Regions from separate parts of the Homo sapiens genome. Here region 1 is linked to region 2. Evidence: read pairs that join two places in POLR2A ChIA-PET (ENCODE). Cell type or tissue: CD4-positive, alpha-beta T cell. All regions are shown on one strand. Each heading gives the region's core, and the rest is flanking DNA. Links, peaks and the distances in the headings are about the cores only.

The links. ChIA-PET counts read pairs that join two places held together with the same protein. Peaks named below come from ENCODE experiments on the same cell type or tissue, not always from the same donor. Only the 100,000 strongest peaks of a DNase experiment are listed, where the experiment ranks them.
Region 1: POLR2A ChIA-PET joins it to region 2 with 7 read pairs; 10 of 35 experiments call an interaction of 5 or more read pairs at or near these places.

Annotation. Positions count from the first base shown.
Region 1 is chr6:24,823,713-24,834,538 of GRCh38, forward strand. RIPOR2 (RHO family interacting cell polarization regulator 2) reads right to left here. Exons shown (of 22, transcript NM_001286445.3): 16 at 8,544-8,679; 17 at 6,797-6,958; 18 at 4,425-4,583; 19 at 1,514-1,716. Among named protein-coding and RNA genes, the nearest start is that of ARMH2, 30 kb to the left of the region's middle. RefSeq lists enhancers at 3,229-3,730, 3,731-4,230. In CD4-positive, alpha-beta T cell, for the core only: no CTCF peak of the experiment used is centred there; no DNase peak of the experiment used is centred there.
Region 2 is chr6:25,022,237-25,033,062 of GRCh38, forward strand. All of the region lies in intron 1 of LOC102724765 (a long non-coding RNA gene), which reads right to left. It also overlaps a transcript of RIPOR2 not described here, the pseudogene ASS1P1 and the pseudogene RN7SL334P. Among named protein-coding and RNA genes, the nearest start is that of RIPOR2, 92 kb to the left of the region's middle. RefSeq lists an enhancer at 5,216-5,455. In CD4-positive, alpha-beta T cell, for the core only: CTCF peaks have their summits at 5,113 and 5,356; DNase peaks (open chromatin) are centred at 4,685 and 5,165; H3K4me3 peaks cover 1,158 bases; H3K27ac peaks cover 2,694 bases.

The DNA of each region.
Region 1 (10,826 bases), core at 3,601-7,600, 200 kb before region 2:
AGAATAGCCAAAGGAAGGCTATGTCTTACCTGTTGTTATTTCTTTTTTATTTTTTTATTTTCTGAGATGGAGTCTCGCTCTGTCACCCAGCTGGAGTCCAGTGGCGCAATCTCGGCTCACTGCAGCCTCCACCTCCTGGGTTCAAGTCATTCTCCTGCCTCAGCCTCCTGAGTAGCTGGGATTACAAGCATGTGCCACTAGGCCTGGCTAATTTTTGTATTTTTAGTAGAGACAGGGTTTCCCCATGTTGGCCAGGCTGGTCTCAAACTCCTGACCTCAGGTGATCCACCCACCTCGGCCTCCCAAAGTGTTGGGATTACAGGTGTGAGCCACCGCGCCTGGGCCCCTGTTGCTATTTCTAAGGGCACATTTCGAACACTGGCCCCTCAGTGTGACTAAAGAGTATCACAGACCTGCTCCCCATAAACTGCACACTCAGATGCGTATATATCCTGCTACCAGCATGTTCACGATTCTTTAATTTTCCTTCTCTCTTTTTGGTAGGAGGTGAGAGTGGTCAGCCCACAGAACAGCTTTTTGAGCTAATTCCACTGAAAGATCATAACTGTGTAGCAAAGAACTACATAGAGTTCACCCTTTTGGACCAAAATGGCGTTAGAGTGGATTATTTTCTTGTGAGTACACAAACGTTCCATTACATATTAGCTTAGGCAGTGCCTTAGACAAGTTAAACAAACGGAGTTCAACATGGGACCTTTTCAAGGACAAGGAGAGGCCATGTTTAACTTTCTTGAGCTGATCTGGATTTTGATGAGAGTTAGTTTTTAGAATGACAGTATAAATTGTAAAGGGCTCCCAGGGGACCAATTCCTCTTGTATGAGCCAATGTACTTAAACTACAGATTCCTGTTCCATCTGGATGGCTATTGAATTAAAGCTGAGGGAGAGATAAATTACCTCTTCCCTGGAAGTAAGAGTGATGGCTTTTAAAATTAAAAATATTCCAGCTCTTTCAGCCAATAGTTAGATTACTTGACCCCAAACTGCTCATAAGACATGCCTGTGTGCACACACATATACACACACATATGTTCACCATAATATTTTTAGAGTTGGACACTATACAAATGCCCACCAATACACAGTAAGAAAATAAATTCTAGGATATTCATACATGGACATGCCATTCATCCATAAATATAATGAAGTAGATCAATATGTTCTATCGAGGAAAGAAAATAACCATGATATATTACATTTAAAAATCCATTATGAAATAGGATAGTGTGATCTCATTTTAAAAATTATGTATGTTAGCATATATATAGATACAATCTGAAAGAAGAGGCAGTATGTTATTAATAGTTTTCTCTGGGGGCTGGACTTAAGGGGTACTTATCTATATTTCTTTAGTTTTGATTGCTTTATGGAGCACACATTATTAATACGCAGAAAAATTATTTTTATAAAGGAATAAATGCTAAAATATTAGTAGTAAATGATAGGAAATTAAACCAGCTTCTGGCTTGATGGCCATGGTTTAGTGTCTTACCTTTTCCCTGAAATGCTGATTTTTGGAGGCTGCTGCCAAGTAAAGCGTCACAGCCTCACTAACTTCGTTGTCCTCTCTGGTTAATAGCAGAGCCAGAGTCCTGAGTACTTCCTGCTGGGCCAGGAGGTTGCTGGGAGCAAGGTCACTCATGGTTTGTAGCAGTTTTTCATCTCTTAGTGATTGCAGAGTCTGAACCATGGAAACTGGAGGGTAAGAAGGAAGGAGATTTCATGTTCTGACATGCTAAAGTAATCAGCTCATTACAAATATAAATAGAACTCAAGTACATAAGAAAGTATAGTATAGTAACTCCAATACATATGAAAAATTAGCATCTGATAAAGATGGTATTTCAGATTGGTGAGAAAAGGACAGACTATGCAAATAACTACATTATAGTGATGGGCAAAACACATGGGAAAAAGTGAAGGTGGGTTTCTATCTCATAATGGCTACAAAAATAACTTACAGGTGAATTAGCCCAAGGTAAAAATATACAGAAGAAAATACAATTAGACATTTTTTACAATCTTCCTAATATATGTATGGCAGACTTAATTGCTCCTCTTTTAGTCAAACCTGTCTGGCAAAACCCCAATCCTGGGTGAACCCAGTGCAAAAACCAAGTCTGCACTGAGGCAACTGGGCCCCGATGGAGCAACCTATCTATCTATTTATTTATTTATTTAATGTTTTTCTCTTTTTTTTTTTTTTTTTGAGACAGAGTCTCTTTCTTGTTGTCCAGGCTGGAGTGCAAATGGTGTGATCTCGGTTCACTGCAACCTCCACCTCCTAGGTTCAAGTGATTCTCCTGCCTCAGCCTCCCAAGTAGCTGGGATTATAGGCGCATGCCACCACGCCTGGCTAATTGTTGTATTTTTAGTAGAGATGGGGTTTCACCATGTTGGCCAGGCTGGTCTCAAACTCCCGACCTCAAGTGATCCACCCGCCTTGGACTCCCAAAGTGCTAGGATTACAGGTGTAAGCCACCTTGCCTGGCCAGAGCAACCCATTTTGTTGGTTGGAATAGGAAGACAATATTAAAAAATAAGGTTTTGAGTCCCATTTGGACAAATTAACCATGTTCCATGAATAAAGAGTATACTCTACTCCCTAACCAGAAATCCAGCATGATCAACCATTAGTCACAAAAACACTGGGATGAGAATATGTCTGGTCAGTACAAATGGAAAAATAAAAGCCAAAATTCATGCTCCATGAATAAAGCAACATTCTCTACACAGTAGACAAATTTGTGATTTATTTAGATTTTTTTTTTTTGCTTAATTTCCTATTTTCCTTGCTGTGAATGCTCTATCAATTTCACTGCTTTGTAAATAAACACCCTAGTAAAAAGCCTGAAAGGAAGCATTATGGATTATAACATCTAAATTAACAAATCACAGAAAATAGCCTAAATGCCCAACAATATAATCAAATACATTAGTATACATTCAAATGCGGAACTATTAATCTCATAACTAATATAATCTAATACAAATGCTTTCAAAGAATAAGATAGAACATAATATCAAATAAAAAACAGGATCAATACTCTATAAGGCATAATTACAATTTGGAATGTAAAACCCATGTACATTCAACTGAAAAATGCATTCAATTTAAAAAGTAAGAGGAGAGATTGGAATTTCTTTCTTTATACTTCTCTGTTTACATTTTTTTTTTTAATAATGAAGGCTTTTCCCTTTTATAATGAAAGAAAAAAGACACTTAAAATGTTAAAGGTTTTTTTCATTGTCATTCCCCATTGTTGTTAGTAAATGAGTAGGCCTTCTTGGGGACCGTGTAATAAGAGCCTAGAGATGTAAACTGCCACTGATGCAAACTGAGTAATATAAACATTTTCTCAGAAAATGGATTTAGATTGGGACAAATTTAGTATCAATAAATGAAGACTATAATATTATAAAATAAGACTTTGTGGTCCTAAAACAAGGTCTTTCTGCCCATGCTTTCTCTTCCTGGTCCTCTGTGCTGGTGTCTGCCTTGTAAGGGGTTATGCACAGACTCTCTCCCATGCTCCGTGCTGGTACAGTGCTGGGTGAAGGAAGATTTTTCTTCCTTCACTATGATGCCACCCAATGTGCTGACTGTGTTGTTGCAGGATTTGATGTTCTGGAGAGAGAAGGGGTAAGCCTGGGCTTGCGCCAGACATGTTGCTGCTGCCTGGTGCCGTGCCAGACTCACCTAGCTCCAAAGAACACACCTCATTCCTCTTGTCCCTTTTAACCTGCATTGGTCAAGGCTCTGTGGATTTATAAAGCACAAACCTGGGAACCAGAAACCAGCCCCTCACTACCTGGCTCCACTCCCAAAGTGGAGTTTTCACTTGATTTAGATTGCTATTTTATTTCCAGTCTCTGAAGGGCCGTGTGGAATGGCAAGAACCAGCTTCATTGCTGCATGCCTGCACTGGCAGCTGTTCTTGTACCCTGGACATGGAGCCCTGGAGTTAGTTTTCCACCTTTTCCTCCTTTCCCTTCCCACCATGTTACCTACCTGCCTTCTTTGAAACCCCATTTCTTCCTATTATTAATGAAAGCCTCACCAAAAAGGGCAATATAAAATAGTATTGCCTGTAGGATTGATCCGACTAATGGCAAATACATTACTGAAGGAAATAAATTACAGTGAAAGCTTAAATCATTTACCAGCTTCCTGTAAATGGTACCTCTCTGCCAGATGATTGAGTTGCTCCTAGTGAATCCCTGGTTCATTAACAAGGGGCTCACTAATGTTAAAAGTCCAAAAGTCACTTAAAAGGCAAATTGCACCTCTACTGTGGACTTGAAAAATAAAAGGCCATCATTGCCAAAAGCCATGATTTAAAAGAGCAGAGATAACGCCAAATTGAGCCACCACTACAATGTGACAAAAGAACATGTCCCACCTTGCCTGGCCAGCTGGCTCAGGTAACTCTCCAGGTCACTGACGCCGTGGCTGGTGAAGTAACTGTAATACTGGAAAACAGTGACGACTTCCGAGGACAGGCTGGAGGAAAGCAGAGGCTCAGCCCGGTCCAGAATTTGGGACACCAGGGTTCGAAACACTATTCGGAAGGGAAAGACACAAAGCAGCTTTAGATAGATGACCATTCATTCATTCATTCATTCAATAATTTTTATTTTTATTTTTATTTTAGAGACAGGGTCTCACTTTGTTGCCCAGGTTGGTCTCAAACTCCTGGGCTCAAGCAGTCCTCCTGCCTCAGTTTCCCAAGTAGATGGAATTGCAGGCATGAGCCATCACACCTGGCTCAATAAGTTGTTTATCTTTTATTGTGGTTGAAGATAGAGTGAAGTAGTAAAGTAAGCAGCTGGATGGTTTTGCACATGTGCACACCTGTGTAACTGCCATTTAGATCAAGATATGGAAGACGGCCTGCATTCCATAAGGTTTTCTTGTGCCCCTTCCCAGTCTATAGCTACCCTTCCCTTCCCTTATATATAAAATATATAATGAATAAATATTATATATGTGTGTGTAGGAGAGAGATAAAAAGGAGGAGGAAGAGACAAGTGAGAGAGGAAAAGAGAAGGAAGGAAGGAAAGAAGGAAGGAAGAATGAAGGGAAGAGAAAGAAAGGGAAGGGCACAAATAGGCAACTAACAATCTGACTTCTATCAACATAAATTAGTTTCACCTGTTCTTGAACTTCATGTAAATGGAATTATATAGTATGTACTTTTGGTGTCTTTTTCCTTTTACACAACAAAGTATCTGTGAGAATCATTCAAATTATTGATTATAGCAACAATGTGTTCTTTTTAAAAATTGCTGGCCCAGGGCCAGACACAGTGGCTGACACCTGTAATCCCAGCACTTTGGGAGGCTGAGGCAGGTGAATCACCTGAGGTCAGGAGTTCAAGACCAGCCTGGCAACATGGCGGAACCCTGTTTCTACTAAAAATATAAAAATTAGCTGGTCATGGTGGCATGTGCCTGTAATCACAGCTACTGGGTGGGGCTGAGGCAGGAGGATCGCTTGAACCTGGGAGGCGAAGGTTGCAGTGAGCTGAGATCGCGCCATTGCACTCCGGCCTGGGCAACAGAGCGAGACTCCATCTCAAAATAAATAAATTAATTAATTAAAAAAAATTGCTGGCCCAGTGTAGTGGCTCACAACTGTAATTCCGGCACTTTGGGAGGCCAAGGGAGGATTGCTTGAGCCCAGGAGTTCAAGACCAGCCTGGGCAAGAGACTGAAACCCTGTCTCTACTAAAAGTACAAAAATTGGCCAGGCATGTTGGCATCTATCTACAGTCCCAGTACAAAAGGGGAAGAGGCAGGAGAATCTCCTGAGCCCAGGAGATTGAGGCTGCAGTGAGCTGTTAAAACATCACTGCGTTCCCCCTGGATGACAGGGTGAGACCTTGTCTGTATTTTGTTTTTAAAAATTGCTGTGTAATACTCTATGCTATGAGTATATTACAATTTATCCATTCTCTTGTGGGCATTTAGGTTGTTTCCAATTTTTGGCTCTTGTGAGTAAAGCTGGTAGGAACCTTCATATAAATGTCCTTTCTTGTGAACATAGCACTTTATCTGTCTTTACATATTTAGGAATGAATGTGCTGGATCCAACGGTAGGGGGTATATTGAGCTTTAGTAGAAACTGCCAAACAGTTTTTCCAAAGTGATCATACCATTTGACACTCTCGTACTGGTGAAATTGTAATGAAAGAAGTATACACATAGAAATAACAATACATAAGAATGTAGTAGCTTTATTATTATTGAGATGGAGTCTCAGTCTGTCAGCTGGGCTGGAATGCAGTGGCGTGATCTCAGCTCACTGCAACCTCTGCCTCCCAGGTTCAAGCGATTCTCCTCCCTCAGTCTCCCAAGTAGCTGGGATTACAGGTGTGGGCTACCACGCCCGGCTAATTTTTGTATTTTTAGTAGAGATGGAGTTTTGTCATGTTGGCCAGGCTGGTCTCGAACTCCTGACCTCAGGTGATCCACCTGTCTCCGTCTCCCAAAGTGCTGGGATAACTGACGTGAGCCACTGCGCCTGGCCAAAATGTAGTAGCTTTAAATGTCACTGCTGATATTCTGAATTAAAACAGTTCAACACTTTCTTTTCTTAAATCTGAGTAGATGATGTTTTCCCTGGACAGTACACTTCTTTTTTCAGGGATGGCCTTTTGTGTGTTTCCCATCTGCAGGCAAGTGGTAGGAGGACCCCTCTCCCCCGACCCCCACCCCAATGCCCACTCTCACACTGAAGGACAGAAATTCTCTCTCTACTGCTGCCTCATACCTGGGTCTGCAAGTCCTGGATATTCTTTGTTGACAGTTCTGGCAAAGCTGGCCTCCAGCTGCTTCATCACTCTGTCCGCTGGGCTGTGGTAGACACCAACAGGGCTGCAGCACTTGGTCCAGAATGACAGCAAAGACAGCTTTTTGTGAAATTCTGGTATGGCTGGAAAAGAAGAGCAACCCCCCATCTCGTAACACATTTTATTTTATTTTATTTTATTTTTTTGAGACAGAGTCTTGCTTTGTTACCCAGGCTGGAGTGCAATGGCATGATCTCAGCTCACTGGAACTTCCGCCTCCTGGGTTCAAGTGATTCTCTTGCCTGAGCTTCCCAAGTAGCAGGGATTACAAGCATGCACCACCACACCTGGCTAATTTTTGTATTTTTAGTAGAGATGAGGTATTACCATGTTGGTCAGGCTGGTCTCGAACTCCTGTCCTCAAGCAAACCACCCACTTCGGCCTCCCAAAGTGCTGGGATTATAAGCGTGAGCCACCACGCCTGGCCATAACATTTTAAATGAAGCAGATGAAGACGTGTTGGGGAAAGGGTGTGTATGTGGGGGGTCTTTAGGGACTTTTTTTCTCCCCATAAGACTGTGGTTAGTTTTCAGATGGAACTAGCAGATTCCTGTGTGGTCAGCAGATGGCCCGAAGGGTAAAGAAGTTATGACGAGGAACTCATCCTGCTTGGGGAGCAAAGAAAATAGAGCAAAAACAAGTTCGTTTGCTGTGAGTGATAGGAAATACAGGAGCTCTACCCTTGGGCAGCATTCCAAACTTGTGATTTCCTATAACTCCACAGCAGAAATCATACAGGATCAAGGACTCAAACTGGAGGAGAGTTTCCTGAAGGGGATGGGAGGTAGCAGCAGGTGGCTGGAGGAAATTTTTACCCTGCCCAGGTGGTTCCCTGACTGAAATGACTGAACAGCATGGTACCAGGTGGGACAGGAACAATGTTTCACTTGAATGTGTCATGATCATGAGGAGGGGGCTGGGAGAGGAGAGGACACAAGTCACTCACAGCCTGAATGTCCTGCCCCTCTTCATGCCCCTCAGAGACCGGCCAAGGTCACCTACTTCTAGTGGGAATGGATGTGGGAGGCAGAAATGCACAGGGAGAAGATAGAGGAAGTTTTAGGCTTAATCAGAGATTATCTGGAAGACCCTGTTTCTGCTGAATATCTGATATGAAAACAGACATAAATTTTGGTTTCTACAAAAGTGCCCCATAGCCAGATCACACAAATTCAAAGGCATCTTTCCCAGGTCAAATTCTTCATTTAAAACTCTTAGAATCAGGAACTCTCCTGGAGGCGTTTGCATCCATGTATTTGTACCTTTCCCCAGCAGGGTCTGGCAGGATCTTCCAATTGACAGTCACTACAGGAGTTGTCTTAGCCACCTCCAGGGTGCAAGAGCATCCTATAGTCATCTGTCCCTAAAGGGAACCGCACCAGCAGAAAGTCTGTGAAACTCTGCCTGTGAAGTGGATGCTGTTTTTGTTTCTGGGTCTGACTTCTGGGGGTGGAGGCCCTCTGGAAAAAACTGTGTGTCTGCTGCTTTGACTCAGAAAGCCGAAATGTGACATTAATGAGCCCAATTTGTTTGGAGACCTTTCTCAATCCTGTGACCTAAGAATGCTTTTCTGTTTTTCCAACAAAGCAATGAACATGCATAGGGAGTGGACTGGGCTAGTGGTGTCATCATTTACGTGAATAGCGGTGTAACTGGCAGATACTTACCTTCCACAACAGAACTGATATTTCCTATGTTCTCATCACTGACAGCTGCGAGTTTCTCCATCACTTGGATCTGCCTAGAAAGCTTCTCTAAGAGACTTCTTGCCACAAATGGGGTTTTGCTTGAGAAAACAATTTGCTGGTAAAACAAACAAAACTCCTGTTTCAATTATGTTGTTTTCAGTAGAGCTTTCTCTACCCAGCCTCATCCTTCCTGAATGTGGTGATGATACTAAATAAACTCATGCGATGTTTTTCTTCCAGCTCGATAATGATCCTCATTCCATGCCAGTTACAACATCTGATGAAATCAGGCATGTTTTTGTTGCTTTGCATTTCTTCGTGTGTGCATAAATTCTGGAACTTTCTCAGTAGTAGGTCTACAAGGTTATTATAAAGCTGCTTTCCCTTTTATGTATTGTGAATCTGATCTTCCCCTTTGAAACGTGAGGGGCAGTTTAGGCTGTGTCTTGGTGTGTAAGCAGAAATAGATTTGTCTTACAAATGCAGTAATTTTTCACAGCATGGTTTTATTTTTGTGTGTGTGTTCAAGCTGAAAGTTAAGAGCAGGTTAAATAATAATGAGAATTACAATCAGAGCTGTCTCTTGATAACAAATGAGTGCTCACTATGTGCCAGGCACTGGTCTGAGTTCTGTATAAGTGTTAGCTTATGTTATTTCTCAAAACAACCCAATGAGGCGGGTCTTATTGATATCCCCATTTTACTGATGAGAAAATTGAGGCACAGAGAGGTTAAGTAACCTGCCCAAGGTCACATAAGTTGTAAGTGGGTTTATTTGTGTGCAGTTCACAAGAATGAGAAGACCTAAGAGAAGAAAGGATATAAGTCATTTGCTGCCCAATGGTTCTACTCCTTTCTGTGTCTCAGAGACCTGTCTCAATCACCTGGTAGCCATAGATGCAGAACACAGACCTGTACTACTATGCTGAATTGTTTAAAGTATTGGGACTCTAAAACAAATAGGATTTTCAAACCCAGCACTTTGGGAGGCTGAGGCAGGCAGATCACGAGGTCAGGAGATTGAGACCATCCTGGCCAACATGACGAAACCCCATCTCTACTAAATATACAAAAATTAGCCAGGCGTGGTGGTGCAGGCCTGTAGTCTAAGCTACTCAGGAGGCTGAGGCAGGAGAGTCGCTTGAACCCTGGAGGCGGAGGCTGCAGTGAGCCAAGATTGTGCCACTGCACTCCATCCTGGGTGACAGAGTGAGATTGTCTCAAAAAAAACAAAAACAAAAACAACAACAACAAAAAAACAAAACAAAGTCTAGTGCAGCAATTATGTACTAACACCCTTCCTGTGAGTAAATACAATAGCAATGAACTGCTTTATTTTGAAAATAATTGTAGTGATTATGATTCTTAGAAAATGCACATCTTTATCTCTCTGTGGTTATATAACTAATAAGTAAGCTCACACATGAATCAACGCAAGCCAGAAGGTAAGTTTCTAAATCTCATTCCTTCAATCTACATCTTTGTATCCACCTCTTCTGTTTTTGTACCATTGCTCATCCCCACAGAAAGGATGAATTGTTATAATCATGGCCTTATTACCGAGAGAAACACTGCATTGACTGCTTGCACTAAAAGCATGCCAATTAGTCTTTGCGAGAAAACAGTCACTCCTTCAAAGATAAGAATTCTCTTATGTCTCACAAAATAGCTATTATTCTCTAAAAGAGAAACAAGTGGTTTGCTTGGCATAGTATCAGGCTCAGCAAGGACAAAGAGCTGTCTCGTTCAAATGGTTGGTGAGTAGAAAATAGTCATACATAAATAAAAATCCCTGTCTGTTTTGATCAGAAAAAAAAAAAACTGCACATTCTACCAGATTGGTTATCAGTCTCATGGTTTGTGAGACCTTTGTGGTTTTTGACCTCAAAACTCAACAGAAGAGTTCAACTAAGTGTTGGCTAACCAAGTGGCAGGAGTTATAATTGCCAACCAGTCTCCCACAGCACACAGTTGTCTGAGGCTTCTCTGATGCTCTTCATCTATGGTGGAGAAGCATATTCTCCTACATCTCATCACATGTCTGTTACCAAGGAGGCAACACTGCCCCTCTGCTGGGCTCCCGAGGGACCCCTAGCTCCTCACCCTGACTCTTGTCTTCCAACAGGTTCTGTGCTCTTGGGTTACCATTCCTCCTCCTTCTGCACCCTTCCTGCTTGGCTGATCCCCTTGACACTTTTTCTTTTCTTTTCTTTTTTTAATGAGGCCTTGGCCTCCCAAAGTGCTGGGTTTGAAAATCCTATT
Region 2 (10,826 bases), core at 3,114-7,113:
TCTAACCAGCCCTTGGCAACCAATGATTCGCTTTCTGTCCTAATAGTTTTGTCTTTTCCAGACTGTCTTATGAGTGGTATCATACAGTATGTAGGCTTTTGAGTCTGGCTTCTTTCACTTAGGATAATGCATTTGAGAATAATCCATGTGGTTGCATGCCTCAGTTCATTCATTTTTATTGCTGAGTCATATCTCATTGTATGGATATACCTACAGTTTGCTTAATCATTAATTCATAAGTAAAGGACAAATATTTCTTTTTAACGTAACACATATAACTAATGTGGTACCTTCCATTTTTTTTTTTTTTTTTTTTTTTTTTTTTTTTTTTTAGACAGGTTCTTGTTCTGTCACCCAGGCTGGAGTGGGTTGTGTTCATGGCTCACTGCAGCCTCAAACTCCTGGGCTCAAACTATCCTCCCACCTCAGCCTCCTGAGTAGCTAGACTACAGGTGTGTGCCACCACCCCAGCTAATTTTTTGATTGTTTTGTAGAGATAGAGTCCCACTATGTTGTCCAGGCTGGTCTTGAACTCATGGGCTCAAGCAGTCCTCTCCCCACCATCTCCCAAAGTTTTGGGATTACAAACATGATGGTGCAACCATGGCTAGCCCAAAATAATATTTATAAGGTTTAGGGATTTATTTACTAATTGTCAAAGACAGGTGAAGACAGGAAAAAGAGAAAATGCAAATAGAGTATGCATTAATTTCAGAAATGTGAATGTCACTGCCCAGTAGACTCGTTTTCAGAGCAGTCAATTTTTTTTTTTACTAGTGTATCTTTTAATTGTCATTTAATAGCTACCCACCACAGCTGCCCCCCACCCTTCCCTTTAATGACGACGTTTGCAGGCTTCAGGGGACCAGGGAACAAAGCTGGGGCCTGGTAGCCCCACTACGCTGCCAGCCGGGAAGAACAAGTCACAATTACAAATTATCACAACAATTAGCGCCTGTACTTGGGGGATCTGCAAATTGAGGAGGCTCCAGCTCCTCATTGTACAGGGGTCTATTTGGCAGTGACCTTGCTCTGCAGACGATGATATTCCTATTCCTTCAGCCTGAGGGAATTGATGTTGATGAACCCGGTGGCATCAATTGGCTCATAATCACCCTACACGTTCATGCTCACCGGCTCCTCGTTGTAGGGAGAGAGTGGGGACTCCCAGCCAAGGATGTACACCCGGCCCTTGAGGACGGACACCTGCGCTTTCCCTCCCACTTGCCCCTAGGACTTGGCGATGCAGTGGCGGACAAATTCACACTCAGGGCTATGCCAGAAAGCGGTGTACACCAGCTCAGCAAATTTCAAGCCCAGGCCTTGTTTGATTTTGCACACCTCCCAGTCCATGGTGAAGGCCTTGATGTCTAAATGAGTGTGGTAAAGGATGGTGCCTGCTGGGGTCTCATAGATACCTCGGGACTTCATTCCAGTGAAGCGGTTCTCCACGATGTCAGTACAGCCCACACCGTGTTTGTCCGCGACTTCGTTCAGGTACATGAAGAACTCCAAGGAGGTCGGGTGGGTGGAGCCATCGTTGACGTTGGTCACCTTCACGGGGACCCCTTTTTTAACTCGATCTCGAGGATGTCAGGGGTGTTGGGGGCTTTGACCGGTTCCTAGGTCTTCGTGTAGAGACCTGGAGGCACTTGGTTCTTGGGGTTCTCCAGGATTCCAGCCTCGTAGCTGATGTGCATGAGGTTCTCGTCCATGTTCCACGGGTTCTTGGGAGTGACCGGGATAGGAATCCCGTGCTGCTTTGCGTATTCCATCAGGTCATTACGGCCCTTGAACCGGTTGTAGAACTCGGGCATCCTCCAGGGAGCAGTGCCCTTTATCTGGGGGACCAGCGAGTACCAGGTGAGCTCAAACCGGACCTGATATTCCCCTTACCGGTGGCGCCGCGGGACACCCCCTCCTGCTGGGCGATTTCCACTTGTTTGCTGGCAATGCAGGGCCTGGCGAGAAAGGTGCCCAGGAGGTAGCGGTCCTCATACAGTGTGCTGGACTGGATGGCCGGCCAGATGAACTCTTCCACAAACTCCCTGATGACATCCTCAATGAACACCTTTTTGGCCCCAAGTTTCAGTGCCTTCTTCCTGGCTTCCTCGAAGTCTTCCTTCTGGCCAGTGTTGGCCAGGTAGGCAATGACATCATAGCCTTGTTCCTTCACCCACACGAGGATGCAGGAGGTGTCCAGGCCGCCACCATAGGCCAGAACTCTCATGGAGCCTTTGCTGGACATAGTGTCTGGGATTGGAGGCGCGAGTTCCCAGCGTCTGGAATCTGTCTTCAGGGTGCAGTGAACCACTCGGGCTCAGGCAGCAGTGGCAGGCGACAGAACAAGAGCAGTCAGATTTTTTAACCATTGTTAAAGGTTTCCAGTTCTGTGCCCTTCTGGAAGCAGTGTGGCCCCAGACTGACAACTGACCCTCAAAGAGGAAGGAAAGCCCTCACCTTGCTCCCCGACAATACTGCAGTGCTGTTTCTCCTAACTTGTAACTGATGCTTCCCTACTCTGTCCTTGGAGCTGGTGAGTATCGGACTTAGCTGAAGCTGATAATCATTTCTAGATTTTGCCAATGCTTTGCCTTCAGTTTCCTCTTTATGCCTGTTTTAATCCATTAATATCCTTCTCACCATGGGTTTTCTTTGATGACTTGGAAAGCTATTTTCTCTGTTTCTAGTTATTTATTGAAAATTGAAGTTGCCATCCTTTCAGCTCCACAACATTCTCTGAAGCCAAATTTGTGACTTCAGGTTGGATGTCGATGGGTGAGTAATCAGACATGTGGGGCCATGCCCAGTTTAACTTCAAATATTCACACTAAATGGAGGGAAGAAGAGTCAAGAAAAAAAGAGAGGACAGAGTTTGATATGTAGCGGTCTCTTTATTCATTTAATGGTAACAGGAAGCCCTCTCTGTCTCACGCCTGCTCCCACCCACAGGTCCTGGTGTACATGTGGGTGGTGGGAGTTCTAAAAATTTGATCTAAGATATAGTCAAGGGGGGAAAAAGGTAATTTAGAAGCTTCTATTTATTTAGCTTTAGGATTCTTCCACACAAATTCTAATAAGTGTCTGTGGTGTTACGGTTTCTGCTATTTGGAGATAGTACTTTGGATTTCTATAGAAACTCTCTGTTGAATAACAGTGCTCTGGAAGCCCAGAGCTAGGGGAATGCTGGGTGCGTGACGAGGCTTTTTTAGGGTTAGAAGTGTAAAAGCAATAGGACCTTTAAAAAAAAATGACAGTGACAGATAAAGAAGTTTACCCTCACCCCCTCCCAGCACTATTTGTGCCTTAAAAAGAGAAAAACAAAAGTTCTTTTTAATTTAAAGTGAATTTCTAAGGAGAAAAAAATTTAATTGTTTTTAGAATATAACTGATTAAAACGAAAACTGAATGTTGAACTTGAGAAAACCATACAAATTAAAGAAAATGCACATAAGGTTTAAAAGAAAAACTTCCTGTGATATGATGACTATGCATATTCAACACAACTTTGGAAAACATTGTTTTTTCACTTTAAGGAGCAATCTTTCCCTTCACTTAGTGCTCTAGTGAGCAATTGTTCAGGAAGAGTAAGAGGGTGGGTTTTCTTAGAGGTCAAGAATCAGAGCTGTAGGAGACTGAATTATGGGCTTGACTGGAAGACTGTGATACATTGATGAGCTTCTTCACGACTCCAAGGGATGATTTGTTTGTGCTTTGATACATGGTATTTCAAAACCAAATTGTACGTGTATTCACCAACAAAAGAAACTGAAGAAATTGCATGAGATTAAAAGTTACAAAGATTGTTGTTTTTTTTTTTTGTTTCTGAGTCACAAGCAAGTCATTTTTGAAAGCACTGTGCTCAGCAAGACAGGTTTATAAATGAATGCTACTCACAGGTGGAAACTAGAATGAACAAAACCACTAAAAGCTACATAAAAGGTTTCTTATTTTTCTGTACTGCATGATTAATTAGAGCCATTGGGTGAAAAAGAGAGGAAAATTGCTTCTCTTTGTTGTATTTAGCTGTTAGGTAGTTTTTATTAGATATTTATATAGGTATACCTTTTGTCACGTGTATAAATGAGAGCCAAGTTCATTATTTGAGGTCTCACTGATTGGGATTTATGATAAGTCACATAGAGATGGTTTTAAGTTTACCTCTGCTTAGCAAATGAAAAATAAAGGACTGCGAAGGGCGGATTGAAAAGATGAACCTTCTAAAGCATTTTGGAAGCTCAATATGCAAACAACCAAGACACTAATTAGAAATGCTTCCTGTTTATCCTTAAAGACAAGAAGCCTGAGAATTTCTAGAAGGCAATACTTTGTTACCCTGAGCAGCTGTACATTTTTCTTTTTCTGTATATTTTAAGAGAAAAGAGTTTTATGTGTACTTATAAAGAAATCATTTATATGAATTTCAGAATAAGAGTCCTGCAATTTCTTTGAATTTATGACCATTCATTGTCAAACGGAGATTACGGTGGTCTAAAATTCAAGACCATGACAACTTTAAAGGAGGTAAACAGAGGAAAATCTTGGGACATATGGCAGGAATGCCTCTGAAAGGAAGTTGGCAGGAGCTAAGAGGCTGAGGCCTGGGGGAAATAAATAATAACTCAAGTGCCCTCCAGTGGAGAGGAGGCTGAGAAGAGGCCACTCTGCCATGCTCCACAGGCCCTAGACCACTCCCGGGCTCCTCAGGTGTGAGTCTGTGCTGATTTGCTGACATCACCTCACAAGCCTCACAAGTCCTGACACAGCAAGGCCAAAAGAAACCACTCAGGCAAACGGCACATTCTGGGATCTACAAGTCTCCTATAAGTAGCTGTTCCAATTTCCAAATATTAAAACAAAAAAGCAAGCTCATTAAGAACTTGCTGATGCATTCTATTTTTAAAATAATAATAAAAAATAATTTAGGTGATACTGCATAGCTCACAAAATATTTCCACGTGCATTATCTTACTTAATGCAAACGACAATCGCGTAGGGGTGGATTCGATTCACCTAGCTTTGCTTACAAGACGGCCCAAGCATCGAGAAGCGAAGAAAAGCACTTAGCACACAGGACTGCACAGCCACCCAGCCCTCTGCGGGTTCCCAGGGGGAGGCGCTCGAGGGTGAAGTACAAACCCATCCCCAGGCTGCGAAAGAAAAGTCTACGAGCTGGCCTCTGTGGGAGGGTCAGGGCCCAGGGTATAAACATAGACATGCTGTGCAGCGGTTTCTGTTTCTTTCACGCACGGCACAGAAGGAAAAGCGTTTGGGGTTCAGCTCTGCCAGGAAATAAATACATAACCGGCCTCGTGGTGGCCATGCTGCAGGTGGCACACTCCGAGCAGGCCCCTTGGGGGATGAGAGGGGCATCTTCTGCTAAGCATGGGAACAGCCTTGGGCGCCCCCAGTGCTGGGGAGAAAGAGGGCCCCCCTCCCCTCGTGTGAGTCACCAAATCCCTGAGCGACTTAGGTGCTCCTGCCCCACCCTCTTCTCTACCTCAGCCCAGCCTCTCAAACACCTTGATCCGCAGACGCCCCCAGGTTGGTAAACCGACTGAACAAGAGGGAAGAGGCAAGTTCCGTGGGTCAGGGCATCACCGAACAGGAATCCCCGGAGACACGCCCAGGAGCCGAGGAGGGCAGAGGTGCTCCAGTCGGGCCGCTGAGCCATCCTTCTTGGCTGGGCTCTGAGAAGAAAGGGGAGTGGGCACTGTCCGCTGGAAGTGAGCTGGCTGCCTATGACCCCTAACAGCTCTAAGCCCGAGGGTTCTGCGTGTTCAGATTTCTTTCTGAGTGGCCCCTACCACCCTCGTCCTGCATAAAAAAGTATTCAGGGACTCAAGCTAGGCATTCTGTAGAGATTTGAACATTCGGTTAATTTTCCTTCACTGTATTCTCAGATACCTGGACATCTAGCACAGCGCAGGAAGATGCAGTTTCCAGTAGATTTCCAAATATCTCCTTAGCTGCCCTCAGACATCGCCAGCCCTTGTTCTGCCTCTAGGAGACTCCCAGAGCTGTGTGCATTTCAACCGGGCCCATGTTTTGAGATTTGGGGATAGGTGGTAGGGTGCATTTTCTGAATAGAGAGGGTGGCCACTGGAAGAACCATAAAATTAGGAGTTGATTGATTTGAGCTTGAGTCCTAGTTCCAGCAGTGAAAACCCGCTCTGGACTTGTACACATGTGTCTGAATGTTGGCTCTGTTCTGCCACACTGTGGCCTGTGACTTTTAATAAGTCCTTTAACTTCTCTGAGCCTCAGCCTCCTCATTTGCAAAATGGATACAATTACCAACCTCATAGGGTTGGACTGAGGATTAAGTGAAATAATGCCCAATAGGGGAGCTGGCACAATGCCTGATACTAATACTACCCCAAATAAATGACAGATGTACTGTCTTACTCCTTTCTCTCTGAGCTTCAGTTTCCACATAAGAAAAAAATTGGGGGGCAGGGATAGTACAGATCCTTCTAGCTCCTCAGGGTAGTTGTGAGTCTCCAATGAGATAATGCATGTGAAATCACTTCCACCACTAAGAATGTGAAGTTTTAATCAATTTTATCAGGTTGACACATTAGGGCCCTTCATCTGGTCCACACCAGGGTGGGAAAGTATGGGGAATAGTGGATCTGATTTGATGTGGGATGAGGTAAGGAAAGGCCCTGAGAATGGAGCTCTGTCTAGGACTGAGAGAAGGCACCATTGTTCAGTACAACTGGAGGCAGCAGAGTGCTGGGAGAGGGTGCCCTCAAAGAAATGACGAGGGCCGGGTATGGTGGCTCACGCCTGTAATCCTAGCAATTTGGGAGGCCGAGGCAGGTGGATCATGAATTCAAGAGATCGAGACCATCCTGGCCAACATGGTGAAACCCCGTCTCTACTAAAAACACAAAAAATTAGCCGGGCATGGTGGCGCGCATCTGTAGTCCCAAGTACTCGGGAGGCTGAGGCAAGAGAATGGCTTGAACTCGGGAGGTGGAGGTTGCAGTGAGCCGAGATCGCGACACTGCACTCCAGCCTGGCGACAGAGCAAGACTCCATCCCAGCTACTTGGGAGGCTAAGGCAGGAGAATGGCGTGAACCCGGGAGGCGGAGCTTGCTGCAGTGAGCCGAGATCGCGCCGCTGCACTCCAACCTGGACGACAGAGCGAGACTCCGTCTCAAAAAAGAAAAAAAAAAAAAAAAAAAAAAGAAGAAGAAGTAATGAAAAAAGGGGTGGATAGGAAACCAAGAACAAACTCTGGCCTGGACACAAAGGAATGTTCATGTATTGACTGTACCGAGAGAGTGAGTGGTCTGACTGATGCCTCACAGATGAGCAGGGGCAAGACCAGGAAGCAAGTCCCATACCCTGAGCTGGGACCCTCCGTGCCCCACATCACTTCTCAGATGACACAGAAATAGAGACAGCACTGGGAGTGAGGGCGAAGGAAAAAAACTATGTAGCCTTACCCTGAAGATTATGCTTCTCATCTTAAAAAAACCAGATATCTTCATTTTGTAACTGCTGTGGGGAAATAGAAGAAAATTGATTTTTTTGTCCTTTGAGGGAATTATAATGATGTCTGGGCTACTCAGTTAAAAGCTGGGTTAAAAACATGAAGTTAAACTATATGCTTTTCTTAAGAGATCAAGATATTCTTTCACTCTTTCCCTTCTGTGTGCAGGATGTTATTGTTTTAGATTGAAAACACACTTTTAACTCAAGGTAGGGAAAGAAAATGGAGTGGGAGAACTAGACAGCCAGAAAGCTCTTCAAACCTAGTGGGACTCGTGGTTCCTCCATAACTTGGTCTTAGCATGACAGGACCGTTACAGCCTCCACTATAGTGTCTCTCCCCTCTCTCCCATCCTTGTTCTTCTGTATCCTCCTACCTCTGCTTGTCTGTGTCAGCCTGGCTGCAGGTCTTAAATGGGGGGAAAAGATCTCTGTTTTCTGTACAGGTTGTATAATCATATACAATGTCAAAGAAAAAAATGTAGGGTTGACGACTGGCCTAATACATTCTGAATCATAATCATTTACTGCTGATTGAATAAACTGTCCCTTCGTAGTTGCCACTGATGATATTCCCAGGGTACACATGAGGTGGAGTGGGATTCAGAGGGTTCAGAGTCCCTCGTTTGCTCAGAGCTTCCCCTGAGAGAGGACCAGAGCTATGGATAGAATTGGGGTGCCCCAGAACTTGGGGGTTGTCCCCTCTGATGATCATGTTTACTCATGCTTTTTGGTGATTAGAGTTCTTACCACTTGCAAATAACTATACTTTATAAGAATACATCTAATAATGGGATACTACTCAGCAATGAAGAGGAACAAATGTGCATGCAACATCTTGGATCATGTTAAGTGAAAGAAGCAAGACTCAAAAGGCTACATACTGTATGATTCTGTTTATGAGATATTCTGGCTTTTTTTTAAAAGGCATAGGGTCTTGCTGTTTTTCGTTGTTGTTGTTTGTTTGTTTTCTTTGAGACGGAGTTTGGCTCTTGTTGCCCAGGCTGGAGTGCAATGGCGTGATCTCGGTTCACTGCAACCTCTGCCTCTTGTGTTCAAGTGATTCTTATGCCTCAGCCTCGCAAGTAGCTGGGATTACAGGCATATACCACCATGCCCGGCTAATTTTGTATTTTTAGTAGAGGCGGGGTTTCTCCGTGTTTTCAGACTGGTCTCGAACTCCTGACCTCAGGTGATCCATCCACCTCTGCCTCCCAAAATGCTGGGATTACAGATGTGAGCCACTGCACCCAGCGCCGGGGTCTTGCAATTGCACTTGCCCAGGCTGGAGTGTAGTGGCTATTCACAAGCACGATCCCACTACTGACCAGTACAGGAGTTTTTACCTGCTCTGTGTTTGACCTGGGCCAGTTCACCTCTCCTTAGGCAACCTGGTGGTCCCTCGCTCCCAGGAGGTCACCATATTGATGTTAAACTTAGTGCACACACCCGGTCAGCAGAGCACACTATACCCCAGAACTCCTGGGCTCAAGCCATCCTCCCGAGTAGCTGGGACTACAGGCCTGTGCCACTGTAACTGGCTTATGAGATATTCTGGAAAAGCCAAAATGATAAGGACAGAAAACAGATCACTGGTTGACAAGAGCTGGGGAAAAGGATTGACTCCAAAGGGGCATGAAGGAATGTCTGGGGTGATGGAACTCTTCTATATCTTCATTGTTGTGGTGGTTACACGACTATAGGTGTTTGTCAAGACTCATAGGACTGCTCACTAAAAAGTATGCTGTGCTCTATGTAATTACACCTCAATAAACATGACTAAAAATTTTTTTAAACTATGAACAAAGATTGACTGATATATATATATATATACATATATATGAGTGTTTAGAATAAAGTATACAGATGTCTGCAATTTATTTTTAAAGCATTAAAAATAAGATTTATCAAAGGATTGATAGATAGGTATATGGTTAGGTATGTGATGTAGGTGGTAGTTATATATATATATATATATATATATATATATATATATATATATATATATATAAAATATCCATAGAATATATATATATTCTATGGATATCCATAGAATATATATAATATCCATAGAACATATATATTATATATAATACAAAAAGGTTATATATATATTTAGTATATTCACTGTATAATTATTTCAACTTTTCTATATGTGAAACGTATTAATAATAAAATGTTGGAAAACATTTGAAAATACATCTAATGTATTTTCTTCACCACCTATGCCATTTAGAGGGTTGCTTGTAGACCCATACACTTGCTTTCATACTCTCTGATGAGTTCAAGAGTACTCTCCCTCTCCCCTTCAAACCATCCTAATAGGAGTAAAGTTTCCCTTGGTCCAGAGGGGAAGAGCTGAGCTCTTGGGGTTCTTTGCCGACTCACTTACATGAATTTACTGTCCTCCCTTTGATGCGGTATCAGCAAGCGAATCCTTTATGGTGTTTTTTTTTTTTTCACTTGCTTGAAAATTGAAGGATTGGATTAATTTCACTCAATTTGTAACAAACCTCAGGGAACAAGCTTTGGACAGCAGCAATTCAAAGTGTTAGCAAGTATCTCAGACTCCGTTTTTCTTGATATTGCCTGGTTCTTTCTGCAGGCTCAGGCTTTGTGTGCCTCTTTCCATCCCACCCTGTAATGGAGATAAGAACTAAGCCACCTGCTCCCAAGCACAAGAACCTCTCTGGTGCCTCAGAAACCAGGCACCCCTGGAGCCAACCCTTGATGGGATTGGAAATGGTCTTCTTTCCAAATCGCCCTCTGTTTGGTGGAGGATGAAAAGATCTCCCCTTCAAAGAGTATGTGAGGCATAGTTTTTTGATAATAGATATGCATACCTTCTCCCGATTACCCTGACCTTTAAAATAGCCCAGTTTCCAGCTGGAAACAGAAAGAGCAGCACAGCATGGCTGGAGAGTCACAGACATCAGGCCTCCATAAGTAAGTACGTGGACGGTTCAATTCCCAACCAATACAATCCGCTTTACAATTATAATCATTTTTTAATATTTAAGTGGTTCAGATTAGATACACTTAAAGTGTCCCAAACTCTACAAGCTTTCATTTGGATTTGGGTATATGGATCCTGTTTGAAGAAATGTATTGCTATTTATTGACATAAAAAGGTACCCAAGTTATGTTGTGAAATGAAACAGTAAGTTGTAGAACATGGTATTATTCTGATCCCACTTAAAAATATATTTAGCTCAGCACTTTGGGAGGCCAAGATGGGAAAATTGCTTGAGCCCACAAGTTCAAGACCAGCCTGGGCAACAGAGCAAGATTCTGTCTCTACAAAAAATTAAAAATTAGCCGG